2 separate regions of the Homo sapiens genome follow, and region 2 is linked to region 1. Evidence: chromatin contacts called from ENCODE Hi-C or POLR2A ChIA-PET data. All regions are on one chromosome and are shown on one strand. The core of a region is the stretch at or near the end of the contact, and the rest is flanking DNA. Distances in the headings are between cores, read along the strand shown. Region 1 overlaps BAIAP2L1 (BAR/IMD domain containing adaptor protein 2 like 1). Region 2 has its middle 28 kb from the start of TMEM130.

Region 1 (5,359 bases), core at 1,956-4,455:
AGCCAGCGTAAAGATGGTGTGAAATGAGCGAGGGCCCCGGCCAGTGTGAGGATGATGTGAACTGTGTGGTGAGCGTCCCCAGCCAACATGCAGATGGTGTGAACTGCGGGGTGATGGTCCCAGCCAGTGTAAGGATGGTGTGAAATGAGTGAGGGTCCCAGCCAGTGTGTGGATGGTGTGAACTGCAGGGTGAGGGTCCCAGCCAGCATGCAGACGGTGTGAACTGAGGGATGAGGGCCCTGGTCAGCATGAGGATGGTGCGAAGTGTGGGCATGGGACCCCGGCCAGCAGGAGGATGGTGTGAACTGGTGTGGGTGTGGGGGCCCCAGCCAGTGTGAGGATGGTGTGAAGTGAGGGTGTCAGGGCCCCGTTGAGCCACACACAGTGGAAGTGTGAGTAAAGGCAAACTGTGTGACAATTCGTGTGGTGCCACAGTAAAATAAGCACAGCCATTTAACTTACAGGCAACTCTAAAAAGATACCAAACAGAACACAAGAATAAATTAGAGTCTTTGGAGAAATCCCAAGCTGAGTTGAAGAAGATCAGAAGGAAAAGCCAAGGAAGCCGAAACGCACTCAAATATGAACACAAAGAAATTGAGGTGAGCTTTTCAACAATATCTTGTTTTCTTTTGTTGTTGACAATTTGCACAGTTTAAGAGGAGGTTAGCCGGGTGCGGTGGCTCACGCCTGTAATCCCAGCACTTTGGGAGGCCGAGGCAGTAGGATCATATGAGGTCAGGAGTTCGAGACCAGCCTGGCCAATGTGGTGAAACCTTGCCTCTACAAAAACTAGCTGGGGTGATGGCAGGTACCTGTAGTCACAGCTACTCGGAGGCTGAGGCAGGAGAATTGCTTGAACTTGGGAGGCAGAGGTTGCAGTGAGCCGAGATTATGCCACTGCACTCCAGCCTGGGTGACAGAATGAGACTCCATCTCAAAAAAAAAAAAAAGTTTTGAAGTTGATCTCATGGAAGTGGGGAGTAGAATGATGGTTACCTGTCATTCTCTAGATAGCTGAGGATGGTCATTGTGTTGACTGGGGAGTGGATGAAGGAGAGGTTGGTTAATGGGTCCAAACATACAATTGGATAAAAGAAATAAGTTCTAGTGTCCAATAGCAGAGTAGGGTGACTATAGTTAACAGCGATGCATTATTTCAAAATAGTTAGAAGAGAGGTCTTGGAATGTCCCCAACACATAGAAACAATAAGAATTTGAGGTGATGGCCACCCAAGGACCCTGCTTTGATCATTATCACATGTGCCCTATAAATATATAATCTATCAGTTTTTAAAAATAAGCATTTTGACTGAGAGCTGAAGGCTGTAGAGTTTCCCTGAGTTAAGTATAATTAATCAGTGACCTCCTGCCAAAACATGGGCTTTTTATCCTGGCTCTGAAAGAAGAAGGGACTCTCCATGATCAGTGTTACTATTCCCATTGTACAGATGGGGAAAATGAGGCTTAGGTTAAATCATATTTTATTACTCCATTTTCATGCTGCTGGTAAAGACATACCCCGAGACTGGGCAATTTACAAAAGAAAGAGATTTAATGGACTCACAGTTCCACATGGCCGGGGAGGCCTCACAATCATGGTGGAAGGGAAGGAGGAGCAAGTCACGTCTTACATGGATGGCAGCAGGCAAAGGAGAGCTTGTGCAGGGAAACTCCCTTTATGAAGCCATCAGATCTTGTGAGACTTATTCACTATCACAAGAATGGCATGGGAAAGACCTGCCCCCATGATTCAATTACCTCCCACCAGGTCCCTCCCCAAACACATAGGAATTACGGGAGCTACAATTCAAGATGAGATTTGGGTGGGGACACAGCCAAAGCATATCACCTATTGTTGGCATTTGGAACTGGGTTTGAACCTGGAACTTTCTGGTTCCAAAGCCCGTGGTGCTTTCCAGTAGGACACGATCATATCTCTGAAGTACAAAGTAATATTTGTGCAAATTGCCCCGTGGGAATGTCAAGCCCTTGGGCAACTTCTCTCTGCACACGAGTCAGGGACCTCAAGGAGAACGATGGTATCTACTTAGGTCAGGTTACAGCATTCTTTCCTCTCATGTATTTACTCTATTATTCAAATAAAGCAGGTGTAAAGATGGCAGAAGATAAACGTCAGGCTGCACGCTATCTGATGCTCATGTCATGCTTATATAATTATTATTATTATTATTTTTTTTTTTTTAGTATGTGGAGACCGTTACTTCTCGTCAGAGTGAAATCCAGAAATTCATTGCAGATGGTTGCAAAGAGGCTCTGCTTGAAGAGAAGAGGCGCTTCTGCTTTCTGGTTGATAAGCACTGTGGCTTTGCAAACCACATACATTATTATCACTTACAGGTGGGTGTGGTGGCAAATTGCCTTGAGCGTATTAATAACTTTATTTCATATTTAAATGCCCCAGAAGGCTGGGCCGTGGCCCACGCCTGTAATCCCAGCACTTTGGGAGGCTGAGGTGGGCCTGGGCAACATGGCAAAACTCTGTCTCTATAAAAAATAATAAAAAAAAAACTAGCCAGGCATGGTAGCATGTGCCTGTAGTCCCAGCTACTCAGGAGGCTGAGGTGGGAGGATCCCTTCAGCCTGGGAAGTTGAGGCTGCAGTGAGCCATGATTGTGCCACTGCACTCCAACCTGAGCAACAGAGCGGGACCCTGTCTCAATCAGTCCATACGTACAGAGATATACACACATGCACGCCACTCACCTTCCACACATGCCCAATATAAAGCAGTGGGCCATTTTGCCAATGAAAAGATTCCAGAGAAACTGTGTTTGGCCAACTTGAACATATAAACTTATAGAAATACAGCTGAAATGGTCAAACGTCCATGTATAATGTTTAATAAATTAATAATACATCCATATTTAAAGTCCTTCATAAAATAATGCTTCATCATTGAAAAATAGCACATGTTTGCTCTTCTCACCTGCGAGTCAGCTTTCCCCAGGCCCTTTCTGATGTGTCCTCAGCATCAGTGTCTTCACCATGGCTGCTGGTGAGTCCCAGCGGGCCCAGGTCTACCCCACCTGGGCGATTTGAGATGCTCCCTTCATGGGTCCGTGTCCGGGGGTCACGGGCAGCTCTGCCCCAGCCCACGGGCCCCCATTCACGCGCATCAGGACAGCTGGGCTCAGTGATGCGTTCATTCCTCTTGGTGGTATTGGTTCCTGGTTTATTCAACTGAATGACCTCATCACCCTCCTTCCAACACACACAGCTGTGAGGTTCGAACCCCCAGGAATCATGATGCAACACATGTCACATTTCCTTTCCTTTGTTTTAAATTATGAACTCTGTTGGGCCTTTGTAAACATCCAAAACTAGCACTGGTTGAGGTCAGAAATTCATTGTTGTTCATAGTAAAGTTAGAGAGTGTTCCAATATAGGAGAAGCTTTGCAAGAGCTTGAATATAAGTCAGCTTTGTCTTTGTTTTAAAGGAAAAATACTTTGGCCTTGTATGTATGCAAATGTTGTATTTTCTATAAACTTTTTACAACTTTAAGGAATATTCAGGACTGCGCATGGTGGCTCACGCCTGTAATCCCAGCACTTTGGGAGACCAAAGTGGGTGAATCACTTGAGGTCAGGAGTTTGAGACCAGCCTGGCCAACATGGTGAAACCCTGTCTCTACTAAAAATACAAAAATTAATCACATGTGGTGAGCACCTGTAATCCCAGCTACTCAGGAGGCTGAGGCAGGAGAATTGTTTGAACCCAGGAGGCTGAGGTTGCAGTGAGCCCAGATCACACCACTGCACTTCAGCCTGGGCAACAGAGCAAGACTCTGTCTCAAAAAAAAAAAAAAAAAAAAAGGAAGAAAAAGGAGTATTCAGCTCCCTAAATAAGATTTAAAATTAGTACAGCAGGCCAGGCACAGTGGCTCATGCCTATAATCCCAGCCCTTTGGGAGCCCAAGGCAGGAGGATCACTTGAGCCCAGGAGTTCCAGACCAGCCTGGGCAGCATAGCGAGACCCTATCTCTACCAAAAAAAAAAAAAAAAAGTTTTAATTAGCCAGTTGTGGTGATGTGCATCTGTGGCCCCAGCTACTCAGGAGGCTGAGGTGGAAGGATTGTTTGAGCCCAGGAGTTCGAGGTTGCAGTGAGCTGTGATTGTGCCAGTGCACTCCAGCCTGGGTGACAGAGCCAAAATCCTCTCTCAAAAAAGCAGAAGAAAATGGTTACAGCAAAGGAAATAGTTGCTGTATTAGGTGATCACTTTTGTCAACAGCATGTCTGTACTAGTTTCGGGAATGTAGAGTTCACTTTAGAATCTTCTCTTCCCAGAGTGAGGGCATCCTGTGGCACCAGGGTCGCAGGCTGGAGAGGACAGAGGTGACCTTGAGGTTCTCTTCCTGCGTGATATCCCCACCGTGTCATGAGGCAGCCTAGCACCTTTTCAGGGAGCTCCAGTTATCAGCAGAGTCTTTCTTAGACTTAACCATCGGTCCCAGTAATGCTTTCTAGAGTGACGCAGACCAAATCTGCTCGTTTCTATGCTGGAAGTTTCTTCGAGTATCTGAAAACTGGTTTTGTGGCTTCCCTTAATTCAGCTAAAGCGCCTCAGTCCTTTCTGTGGAGTTGGGATGAAGCAGGCCCAAGCAGCTGGTCCACGGTGCTGCAGAGTGTCAGGGTGACAGTTGGGGGTGGGGTGACAGTTGGGGGTGGGGTGGCATTTGGGGACAGGGGTGGTGTGAGGGGGTCTTTGCCCTTCCCCAGGACTGACATCAGCCCCCCACCACTCTTGATAAACTCAGAGGCTGAGTAAAAGCAGTGTGACTGCCATGCACACAGCCGCAGGACAGGCTCCTGCCTCCCCTTTCCCAACCAGAGTGCTCTTCAGAAAAGGTGCTCACTGGAAGCGCTTGGGGGGCCTCTGAGAATCCAGTTGTCAGGAGCAGAGCCAGGCTTGTGGGTGCTGGAGGGGCACTCTGCCTCCAGGGTTGCGGGTTCTCACCCCTGCTGGTCAGGTCTGCTCTGCAAAACCTTGTTTGGCCTGTGGTGGGGGCGTCCCTCAGCACTGCCCACCACTCACCCAGTCCCTCTTCCCCATAGACAGACTCTCAGGACAGTGTCTGATTCACTTCTCTAATGTCTGAATCGGTCAGAGTCAACTACGGGGCCCGTGGCCTGTGTTGGAGGTGCTGCTTTTAGTAGGAGTGGGAGGGAGAAAGTGATGGTTGGCGTTTCTGGGGCCACCTGGAAAACGGGATTCATACAGATTGCTCCCTCCCTCCCTTTGAGTTTCTGTTCTTGCTCTTAACCATTTACCATCCCCGTATTAGTCCCATGCTCTGTATTCACACTGAGGGATCAGGAAATTTCCTTTTGAGTC
Region 2 (5,359 bases), core at 1,128-3,627, 530 kb before region 1:
AGGCTGGTCTCAAGTGATCTGCCCGCCTCGGCCTCCTAAAGTGCTGGGATTACAGGCATGAGCCACCACGCTTTGCCTAACATACTATTAATTTATTTATTTTAAAATTTATTTGTACTTTTTTTTTTATAGAGACAGGGTCTTACTCTGTCACCCAGGCTGGAGTGCAGTGGTGTAATCATAGCTCACTGCAGCCCCAGCCTCCCTGGCTCAAGCAATCCTCCCATCTCAGCCTCCCAAGTAGCTGAGACCGCAGGAGCCCACCCCCATGCCCAGCTAATTTTCAAAAATTTTTCGTAGAGATGGGGTCTTGCTATGTTGCTGAGGCTAGTCTGGAACCCTTGGTCTCCAGGGATCCTCCTACCTCGGCCTCCCAAAGTGCTGGGATTACAGGCATGACCCACTGCAGCTGGCCTTAACTTATTTATTTAATCTGAGCCTTACATGGTATATAAACTTGAAGAAAGAAAGGATTTTGCCTATTTTGTTCACTATTTCTACTTCTAACACCCAGAATACTACCCAGCACATAGCAGGTGTTCATTAAATATTGTTGAAAGGAAAGAGGGATGGCGTGAGGAAGGGAGAAAGGGTTACTTCCTCACACTTGTGTTGTAACCTCACAATGACTGGAATTAGGGGAGGGAACACAAGACTCTAAGGAACAAACTCAATGTCTGTCCAGACTGTCCAGAAGACCCCATAGGTCAGGACAAATGGCCCGGAAGCCCTGGTGTGAGACGTGGTGATGTCCAGGTGTCAGGAGGCAGGGGCCTCCCTCCCTGAATCCTGGAGAGAGGGACTGCGGTGTGGGCCCCTTCTGGCATGGCGGCCTCTTGGACATCAGATCGGGCAATTATCCATCCTTGGAGCAGAAAGCCACTGGCCTGGCTTCTGAGAGTGGTGCCTTGTTCTGTGTTGAGGAGGAAAGGTCAGAGGCTGGAGGCTGGGAGAGCAGGTGGGCTGTAGACAGTGTGGCAGGGGCTGAGGGAGCAAGCTAAGCTGGGTCCCATGTGGTAGTGGGCCAACGGGCCGAGGAGGCTCCAGGGTCATCAGGCAGGGAATGGGTCAGAGTCTCTTAAACTGAGCTACCCTAATCCCCAAGGGATCCATGGAGAGCATTGAGGTACTTGGATGGGAAAAATTACATCTTTATTTATGTATTTGTTTAGAGACAGGGTCTTGCTCTGTCCCCCAGGCTGGAGTGCAGTAGTGTGATCACAGCTCACTGCAGCCTCGAACTCCTGGGCTCAAGCGATCCTCCCACCTCAGCCTCCCAAGTAGCTGGTACCACAGGTGTCCATTGCCACACCCAGCTGACTTTTAAATTTTCTGTTGAGACGGGGTCTTGCTATGTTGCCCAGGCTGGTCTCAAACTCTTGGCCTCAAGCAATCCTCCTGCCTTGGCCTCTCAAAGTGCTGAGATTATAGGTGGCTAATTTTTTAAGAAAGTTTTTGTAGAGATAGGGGTCTTGCTGTGTTGCCCAGACTGGTCTTGAACTCCTGGCCTCAAGTGATCCTCCTGCCTTGGCCTCCCAAAGTGCTAGGATCACAGGTATAAGTCACCACACCTGGCTAATTAAAAAAAATTTTTTTTGTAAAGATGGGGTCTTGCTGTGTTGCCCAGGTTTGTCTCGAACTCCTGGCCTCAGGTGATCCTCTTGCCTCAGCCTCCTGAAGTGCTGGGATTATAGGTGTGAGCCAGTGTGTCCAGCACTATTTTATATTATGCTTTTGAAAACATTATTCTGAGAAGAGGGCTTGACTTGACTTAAAGGGGTTCATAGTGCCAAAAATTTCATCAGTAGGTGTTTTCCTTTATATAAAATTTCATCAGTAGGTGTTTTCCTTTATATATATATATATGTATGTATGTATGTGTGTGTGTGTATATATATATATATATTTATTTATTTATTTGTTGAGACGGAGTCTTGCTCAGTCACCCAGGCTGGAGCGCAATGGCGCGATCTCAGCTCACTACAACCTCTGCCTCCCGGGTTCAAGAAATTCTCCTGCCTCAACCTCCCAAGTAGCTGGGATTACAGGCACCCGCCACCATGCCCGGCTAATTTTTATATTTTTAGTAGAGACAGGGTTTCACTGTGTTAGCCAGGCTGGTCTTGAACTCCTGAGCTCAGGGTGATCCGCCCGCCTTGGCCTCCCAAAGTGCTGGGATTACAGGCCTCCCAAAGTGCTGAGATTACACCCTGTAAGTGTTTTCTAGAGAGGCCCACATAGGCAATGAGGGGTGATGGAGGACACTACTTTCTGGGGGCCTTAGAAGATCTAGGAGATGAAGTGCCAGGGCCCCAAGCCATCTGCATGCTGTGCCCAGTATGTCCAGCAGGTGGCAGTGTCTGACCGGCTATGCTTTCTGCAGGCTCCCAGCCTCTGCCAGGTGCACCGGGGGGCATGGCGGGCAGAGGGGCATGGATGGGCAGGGTCCTGGCATTGCAGCACCTGCCGACACACCTGCATGAACACACAGGCACACTGTACGCACACACATATACTCACATTCACATTGGTGAAACAGCCAAGCTGGCAACCAACTTCTAGAACCTTCAGCCCCTTCCAGGACAGAAGACATTCCTGGGACTCTGGCCCTTGAGAAATCTTTTCAGAAGAGGAGGTCACTTTTGTTTTGCCTCTTCTTTTTCTTGCCCAATAGCTTTTCCGAGAAATCTACAGGTCAGCATGAGTCAACAGCTACAGCCACAAGATAGTTTGACTGTGGGTTGAGGAAATGGAGATCTGTGTTCCAGCCTGGCTCTGTGACCTTGGGCCAGCCACTGAATCTGTCCAAGCTTTTGTTTTTTCATGTTGTACCATGTGGATAAAGAGGGAACTCGCTGTAATCTCAGCACTTTGAGAGGCCAAAGTGGGAGGATCGTTTGAGGCCAGGAATGTGAGACACAGCCTGGGCAGCACAGCGAGACCCCATCTCTACAAAAAATAAAATTAAAAAAATTAGCTGGGCATGATGGTGGGTGCCTGTAGTCGCAACTACTAGGGAGGCTGAGGTAGGAGGATTGCTTGAGCCCAGGAGTTGGAGGCTGCAGTGACCTAGGATCACACCACCGCACTCCAGCCTAGGTGGCAGAGCAAGACCCTGTGTCTTTAAAAAAAAAGAGAGAGAGAGAGAAAAAGAGGGAAAGGGTGCGTTGGTGTGTTTTTCTAGGCATTCATTCAGGAAACATTGTGGAGGCATCCACAGCTCGCTGCCCTCGGGACCCAGCAGAGCCTAGATACCTGCCCATTTTTTCCCAGCTTGTTGACCATCATGAATCACACAACTCAGCAATTAAAAGATAACCCACTTTAAAAAAAAATGGGCAAAGGACTTGAATAGACATCTAGCCAAAGAAAATATACAAATGGCCAATAAGCCCATGGAAAGATGCACGATGTCATTGGTCATTAAGGAAATGCAAATCCAAACCACAATGAGACACCACTTCATACCTCCTAGGGCTGTTGATTCTATAGGAAGAAGTGTGAAGAGAGACTGAGGGAGCGGCCCACCTCCTCCCTGACCCCCTTTCCAGACTGTGCTGTATTTTCCAGCTGGGAATGGAAGATTCTATAGGAAGAGGTGTGAAGAGAGACTGAGGGAGCTGCCCACCTCCTCCCTGACCCCCTCTCCAGACTGTGCTGTATTTTCCAGCTTCTCACCGGCTCTACATGTGACCCACAGCAACCCTTGCCCTATAGTCTCCCGAGCTGAGCTTCTCACTGGGGAGGGGAAGCTCCTAAGTGAACTCCTCCCTCTGCAGGCATCTTTCTGACCTGTTTTCTGCTGGGCATTGGGGACAGTGGCTCAGAGGCGTGCAAGTCCCGGCTGCCACTCCCTTCCATCAGATGATGGGGATCAGCTGCTTCAGGGCCCCGGAGCAGGGTTGTGGTGGGGAGATGAAGGAGGGAGGGAGCAGAGGCCACCAGCTGGACCCCTGCATGAGATCCTGGGGAGAGCAGGGAGGCCTTTGGGGATCCCGGGTGCATTAACCACTTGGTGCCACTGTCGCCACCTCGGCTCTGGACAGCTGCTCATTCCGGGGCTGCCACCACTGTGGACGGCGTGATCAGTCCACCTGTTTCTCCCGCTTCTACTATCCCCCTGTGTCTGCTCTTCTCTGTAAACTGCACACTGTACATGTATGCATCATGTGTGTGTGCATGAGTGTGTGTACGTGTGTGGGGGCATCTGAATGATAGGTACTTTCCTTCCTTTCTTCCTTTTCCTGAGACAGAGTCTCACTCTGTTGACCAGACTGGAGTGCAGTAGCACCAACATGGCTCACTGCAGCCTCAACCCCATGGGCTCAAGGGATCCTCCCACCTCAGCCTCCTCAGTAGCTGGGACTATAGGCATGCATGACCATGCCGGCTAATTTTTGTATTTTCATAGAGATGGGGTCTCTCTGTGTTGCCCAGGCTGGTCTCAAACTCCTGAAACCAAGCAATCTCTCCACCGCAGCCTCCCAAAATGCTGGGATTACAGGCGTGAGCCACCACACCAGGCTCGTTTTTGTATTTCTGTTTTTTTTTTTTGAGACGGAGTCTCGCTCTGTTGCCCAGGCTGGAGTCCAGTGGCGCGATCTCGGCTCACTGCAAGCTCCGCCCCCCGGGTTCACGCCATTCTCCAGCCTCAGCCTCCTGAGTAGCTGGGACTACAGGTGCCCACCACCACGCCTGGCTAATTTTTTATATTTTTAGTAGAGATGGGGTTTCACCGTGTTAGCCAGGATGGTCTCGATCTCCTGACCTCGTAATCCATCTGCCTCGGCCTCCCAAAGTGCTGGGATTACAGGCGTGAGCCACCGCGCCTGGCCCATTTATGTATTTTTTTTGGAGAGACAGAGTCTCACTGCGCTGCCCAGGCTGGCCTCAAACTCCTGAAACCAAACGATACCCTCAACCACAGCCTCCCAAAGTGCTGGGATCACAGGTGTGAGCCACTGTGCCTGGCTCAATGCTGGGTGCATTTTAAAGTCACGAGAGAGTGTGTGTTGAGTTAACATTTTGGAGACTGTGATCAGCAAACAGTCCCCAGCGCAGACACCCTCTCTGGTGGGGTTTGGGTTTTGCTGCCTTTTAATTTTCTTCCAGCTGCCTCCAAAGCACCTTTGTGCTCCTAGGAACAAGCACTGGGTGTTGGGGGCGGGGTGGGGGGGCGGGGTTGCTATAAGCTCTTCTGAGAGGAAGCCTCAGGGAGCAAGGTCCCAATGGCCAGGCTTCCCTTTAAGACAAGGTTGTCCTGCTGAAACCAGGTCCTCAACTCCTAGGTCCCCAAAGGGCATTTGACCCGACACTGGGCTGCTGCAGGCTTGGTCCTGGGGGAGACTGGGGGTGTGTA

Evidence for each region. Hi-C counts contacts between places; a loop is a spot of excess contacts on that map. ChIA-PET counts read pairs that join two places held with the same protein, here RNA polymerase II (POLR2A). Pooled maps may share reads with other maps.
Region 2: a pooled map shows a loop between it and region 1 (2.4-fold over the local background). The contact joins two enhancer-like sites. A Hi-C loop is called at or near these places in 1 of 168 maps with a recorded cell type or tissue (heart left ventricle) and 2 of 50 pooled maps. POLR2A ChIA-PET finds 5 or more read pairs at or near these places in 2 of 52 experiments (Panc1 and endothelial cell of umbilical vein).

What each region holds. Positions count from the first base shown.
Region 1 is chr7:98,312,462-98,317,820 of GRCh38, reverse strand. It overlaps BAIAP2L1 (BAR/IMD domain containing adaptor protein 2 like 1), which reads left to right. Exons shown (of 14, transcript NM_018842.5): 6 at 465-602; 7 at 2,209-2,361. It also overlaps a transcript of BRI3 not described here. Among named protein-coding and RNA genes, the nearest start is that of BRI3, 33 kb to the right of the region's middle. RefSeq lists an enhancer at 1-208 and a silencer at 4,816-4,963. Within about 2 kb of position 3,205, at least 2 of the 41 ENCODE cell types and tissues checked have a DNase peak (open chromatin) inside an H3K27ac peak, as active enhancers do.
Region 2 is chr7:98,838,934-98,844,292 of GRCh38, reverse strand. No RefSeq gene overlaps it. Among named protein-coding and RNA genes, the nearest start is that of TMEM130, 28 kb to the left of the region's middle. RefSeq lists an enhancer at 2,409-2,458. Within about 2 kb of position 2,377, at least 6 of the 41 ENCODE cell types and tissues checked have a DNase peak (open chromatin) inside an H3K27ac peak, as active enhancers do.